Linked DNA regions of Homo sapiens: region 2 is linked to region 1. A link is an interaction called in ENCODE POLR2A ChIA-PET data of the cell type or tissue named here. Cell type or tissue: CD4-positive, alpha-beta T cell. All regions are shown on one strand. Links, peaks and the distances in the headings refer to the core of each region. The heading gives the core; the rest is flanking DNA.

Evidence for each region. Peaks named below come from ENCODE experiments on the same cell type or tissue, not always from the same donor. Only the 100,000 strongest peaks of a DNase experiment are listed, where the experiment ranks them.
Region 2: POLR2A ChIA-PET joins it to region 1 with 5 read pairs; 8 of 35 experiments call an interaction of 5 or more read pairs at or near these places.

What each region holds. Positions count from the first base shown.
Region 1 is chr5:67,159,541-67,162,462 of GRCh38, forward strand. It overlaps MAST4 (microtubule associated serine/threonine kinase family member 4), which reads left to right. Exons shown (of 29, transcript NM_001164664.2): 27 at 916-1,052. Among named protein-coding and RNA genes, the nearest start is that of CD180, 36 kb to the right of the region's middle. In CD4-positive, alpha-beta T cell, for the core only: no CTCF peak of the experiment used is centred there; a DNase peak (open chromatin) is centred at 1,641; H3K4me3 peaks cover 1,439 bases; H3K27ac peaks cover 2,500 bases.
Region 2 is chr5:67,220,642-67,223,563 of GRCh38, forward strand. No RefSeq gene overlaps it. Among named protein-coding and RNA genes, the nearest start is that of CD180, 25 kb to the left of the region's middle. RefSeq lists an enhancer at 1,427-1,536. In CD4-positive, alpha-beta T cell, for the core only: no CTCF peak of the experiment used is centred there; a DNase peak (open chromatin) is centred at 1,240; H3K4me3 peaks cover 445 bases; H3K27ac peaks cover 1,039 bases.

The DNA of each region.
Region 1 (2,922 bases), core at 186-2,685:
TTAAAAAGATCCTTTTCCTTGTACCTCTTGTACTTTCATGGTAATCGGGGCCATCTGTGACCTTGAAAGGACAGGTTTCTCCCCTGGTTATTATGAAATTCAGGAAGGGTAATTGATGCCAGGGACTACCCACCTGCCCTGGGCCCCCCTCGGCCTGACTGCTGACTCCACGCTCAGTTCCATCCCTAGAGGCTGCCCAGCAAGCCCCTTCCCAGGATTGAGAGAAAGGACACCGAAACTCACAGAAATTACCTTACCCTGTATGACCTGGTTAAAAAGAGGTTTCCTACTGGCTGGCATAAATGTTCCAGCTCTGCAAACTGATAGGTTTTATGGTGATAGAAAAGGAGCCTTTTAAAATAATTAAAAATAAAAGTCTCATTCGGTTTTGTTACTCTACAATTTTTAGGCCAAAGGAAAAACACAAAAAGGAGAAAAAAGAAAAATCAACCAAGAGCAGCCAGCCACTGGGAACATTAATACTTAATACCTGTGGAAGAAGTAGTTATCTTATTTATAGTGTTCTTTCCTTGTGTTGCACTGGGTGCAAAAGGCTTTACAGACTTGCTCTCATGTGATCCTCAAATGAGCCCCAGGAGATAGGTAGGATTATATTGTTAATTGGTACAGGAAGTTGAGGGTAGGGAGGGTAGCAGCCTGGTAAGGGCACAGTGCTTGGATTTGAACTCAGATCTGTGGACTCCAGAACTCACCCTCGTAAAGAAACTTCATATTTTGCCTTCCACCCAGTTTGTATTCTGGCAGGACTTCTTTGATTGAAGGGTTATTTAGAAACAGAAGGCCTTTTATATGTATGTTCCTTTCTATTTGTATTTGTCTATGAATCTCTCATCTCTGTTCTGATCTTGCTTCATCACAGCATTTCCCTTTAATGCCACCTCATCTTTTCTTTAGAGTGGGAATAAGGTGTCAATCACTACTACCCCATTTGAAAACACATCAATCAAAACTGGACCAGCCAGGAGAAACAGCTATAAGAGCCGGATGGTGAGGCGGAGCAAGAAATCCAAGAAGAAAGAAAGTCTCGAAAGGTTAGTAAAATCAGTATTCTTTTTAAGTTTGGTGTATACCTATGTTGGGGAAAAGTTACCCCTTAATTAAATGCTTATATATGAAGAAGATCTATTTTTCTGTGAGAAATTTTATGTTATGGTTCACATATATGTATACATTAAAATCCATATTCATAATAGCATCAACTTCCATAGTAAAAGGATTTACATATTTACATTGTGGAAGGATTCAGATTGTTTTTTATCATGTGTGAATGTCAGGAAAAGCCCTTTGCTGTTTTTTAAGCCTCTTCACTTGATTTCAGTTGAGTTGGATTGAGGAACTGGATCTTCAGGTGGTTTTTAACATTAAATCTACATTTAAAATGTCCTTTACGTTATCAAAAAACAAACAGTTGCTATTTTTAAAATGCCAGATATTCTAAAATTACTGTTACCTTTAAAGGTTCCGAATAAGCCTAGAAATAAAAGGGCTTTGTTTTACTCACTGAAAAACGAACTAGCTTATATACTTTTGTAGCCTGGGAAGCACTGATCAGTATCTTTTTGTGCTGCTTGCAGACACTAGCAAGAGGTATGTGTTTCTGGCAGGGCTGTTTCTTGCCAGGCAGCTCTCTGGGTGTGCCTCCTTTGCAATGCCACAGCATTTCTTTACTCAATTGGGCCTGATGAGTCACATCATATTAAAAGGATTTTTGATGATAGAAATGTAGAAAAACAAGCAAACGAAAAGCCATGTATTAACTCTGGGGGGAAAAAAAGTTATACAAGAAAGGAACAGAATTATGTTTCATATGGCCCAGCTGTGAACAATATTTATAATATAAGATAAAATACCGGCCGTTTTTCTAACCAAAAATTTTGCTTTCGCTATATTGGGAAGAATAGAAAAGGGGAAATATATTTGGTTGCAAGGTAGAAGGTGGTTGTATAAGAGCTTAATTATCATCTTTCATAGTAGAAAATCAACAGGTAATTTCTAAAACTGAAAAACTAAAAAATAGCAGTGTACAAACATTTAGCAATATGTAGACAAATGGGAGAAGAAACAGGTAAAAGAATACAAAGCGACTTCTTTGGGGAGTAGAGAAAAATTCGAGTAGAGGAGTTGCTGTTTTTCATTGTATGTTTATAGAAGTATTTGACTTTTTCACCCAAGTACATTTATTACTCTGATTAAAATTACACACACATAAGATCTTCTTTATTATTATGCTTTATATTTTGGCTGTGCTTTAAATCATTTAGAACAAATTGTTTCAAGGGCTAGCAACCAGAAACTTTGTTTTAAGCTTATGTGGAGTGGGTTAGATCTTACCATATATAGGCTTATATGGTAAAAGAACTTTGCACAGCCCGATGCCCTGCTAAGGTGTCAGAAGCTGTGCTTTTGCCTTAAGATGTGCTCATTGAGTACCAAATCCACATTTGCTTCTGCTGCAGTACAGTGTCTGCTGCCCTGCTGATACGATACGCTTCAGCTTCACCTTTCTCGGTTTTTTCTATGTCGTTGTACAGCCTGCATTGTTGTTAGGAATATTCAAGAGCCCACAATGGAATAAGCACAGCAAATAGCCCTTCATTGGCCTCTGCCCAGCCTATCACCATTAAAGAATTTGATTTCCAATACAATGGTTTTGCTTCCAGAGGTTTACTTTGTATTATCTCTTAGTTAAGTTGTGTCTGCATATTTAGGGGTAGGTACTCAGAAGCTTTCAAGCAAAGAGCATCCTCCTCATATACCTAACAAGTAAATGAATGTATTTTTAATGCATTTTATATTTTTCCTATTTTTCCAACTCTTCTTAAGTGTTTGGAATTGAGAGAGGCTCCATTGTCTACTATTAAATACTCTTCCTTTACATGTCATAAGAAGGTTTCTAATAGG
Region 2 (2,922 bases), core at 160-2,659, 61 kb after region 1:
GAGCAATAATTTGGTGGTCCTCAACTGGATCTTCTTTATTTGTCCAACAGCCATTTTGTGATGGCAAGGAGATGCCAATTTTCTCTTTAAAACATTGCATACCTATGTTTTACATACACTGAATATAGTATATCACTTAGGTGAAATTGTCTTTCACCTCACATGTTTTCTGTAGTGTTAGGCACTCCCATTTACTACATATGGAGAATGTTACATGGACAGTAACATTTTTTTCAAAAGGTATTTAATGGCTGTTTTGTAAAATCTCACATCCATGAGAGCAAAACATTTTCTTTAGTTCTTTGGTCCACTCTCTCTCTCTCTCTTTTTTTTGAGACCGAGTCTCGCTCTGTCGCCAGGCTGGAGTGCAGTGGTGTGATCTCGGCTTACTGAAACCTCTGCCTCCTGGGTTCAAGTGATTCTTGTGCCTCAGCCTCCCAAGTAGCTGGGATTACAGTCAGGCGCCACCACACCCAGCTATTTTTTTTTTTATTTTTAGTACAGATGGGGTTTCACCATGTTTAGTGAAACACCAGGATGTTCCACCAGGAGATCACCAGGATGGTCTTGATCTCCGGACCTCGTGATCCACCGAGCTTGGCTTCCCAAAGTGCTGGGATTACAGGTGTGAGACACTGTGCCTGGCCATTTTTTTTTTTTTTGAGATTTTTTTTTTTTTTGTCTGAACCAGACAACTTCCTAGGAGACTTATTAGAGTTAATTGCATTGAGATAATAGAGTGAGCAACTGTGACTGGTAAATGAGACTGCAGCTTGCATTGTGCAGTGTCTGTATTTCCTTAGCTCCTCAAGTGTGCCAGGATCACCAGATCTATTCCCAAGATCTGTGATTCTGTCTGCGCTGAACCATCCAAGGTGCTGGCGTCTGCCACAGAGAAAGGTCTTGTCGTGCAGAATGCTTTTAACTTTACACATTGGTAAGAACCAGGAGTGGGCTGCCATTTGGCTGGCGATGTGAAGAGTGTCATGTGGAAAGCTGAAGTCACAGACAACATATTGCAGATTTATTTCCCTGTTGGTTTAGTTCCCCTTTCTGATATATTGGCAGCTGTAGTAGCTGGCCCGCTCCTTCATCTGAATTTGGATGGGGTTTGGGCTCAAAATGGAATTGGTTTGCTGTCAATATTGCTGAGGATGCAAAAGGAGGTCTCTTCAAGGTAAATGAAAGGACCACAAAGCCTCAGACAGGAAGCTGCAGATCTGTGGCAAAGGCAGAGACCAGAATGATTGTCTCAAGAGGCTAGCAGGGTGAGCGTGACTGAAATGACAGGCCTTGCAGGCTCCTGTGGGGCCAGACTTGCGTGTGGACTGATGGTGGCCGGGGGTGGGGGATGGCTGGGAAGGGAAAGAAAGAAAACTAGAAGTATAGAAGTACGGGAAGCTGTAATCAGATTTTGGAATTCTAGTCTCTATTATTGTTGTAGTGAAATCTTTTCAAAGTCTCTTTTTTTAAAGCACAGTTTGGAGGCTGGGTGACTCAAACTTGTAATCTCAGCACCTTCAGAGGGTGAGGCAAGAGGATTTATTGAGGCCAAGAATTTGAGACTAGTCTGGGCAACATAGTGAGACCCCTGGGCCACATACAGAGACCCCATCTCTAACAAAATAAAAAATTAGCTGGCTGTGGTGGTGCAGCTCTAACTACTCAGGAGGCTGAGAGGGGAGGATCACTCTAGCCCAGGAGTTTGAGCTATGACTGTGCCACTGCACTCCAGCCTGGGTGAAGAAAGAAGACTCTGTCTCTAAAAAACAAAAAAGCAAAGTACAGTCCTATAAAATGATAATTTCAAAAACACTTGGTCTATGATATGTGAATTGCTCCGAGGACTATCACCATAAAAGTTTCATGTCACTAAAACACTTCCTGTTTCCAAATTGCCTTTGGTCTGATGTGAACATCCAAATTGTAATACAGTTGTGGCAACCTCCAAAATAATGCATTTCTCACATGATGGAACATGACACATCACTTTACCTTTCATTTTACTTTTTTTATTAATCATAACTGAGTAGCATTGGTCACTTATACCTATTGACGAGAGAGGCAGTCTTTCTGGATATATTTACATCTTATTAAAATCATATAATTAGCATTCGAAGAGGGAGGAGACACATCATGATGATTATGGCCATGGGTTAAGCTCCCTGGGTCTTGGTTTCCTTATTGTAAACTCCGGAGACTGATGGTGGGTGGGCTGGAGAGTTTCTAAAGCACCTTCCCCTTTTTAAATGTCTGAAAACATGACAAAAGCTAAGATGGTGTTTAGGACTGCGTTTGAATGTTTCTGATAAGCAGGCAGGAGCACAAATGTCTCAGGTTGGGATTTGTATTTGCTTGTTTTTTTTGTTAGGAAAATAGGCCATTTGTATCATTACCTCAAAAAACTCTTGTGAACTGCAAGAAGGCAATTATTGTCCATTACATGTTTAAAGCTCCCCGTAGCTGGGATGTACATTTCTAGGCTGAATACAATAGAGCTCTTTAGAGAACACTGGGAGGCCTTATATAATCAGTGTGAACAATATATTTACTCTCATTTTGTGGGATTTAGGATATGGCATTACTACTTTAAGTGATTCTGGAGGCTGTGGGTTTTGCTTCCTTGTTTGCTATGGATTGTGTGATGTTACTGATGTCCAAGATCTAGTGCAAGAACCTATGAATGGCATGTGTCTTCCCTGAAATGATTCCACTCTATGGTCCCCGCAAGAATGGAAACTTTCCCAGGGAACTTTTTAAGGAATGTTTCAGGCCCCGATTTCTGTGGTTTTACTTATTTCCCCTTTTTGAAGCAGTCAGCTTTCAAGCATTGCCCTTCTGCTAGTGATCACTGGCATATTGCTAGCCAACATGGGTGAACCCTGAGAGTAAGAAAACCTTGCCGACTCCAACTGGATACCC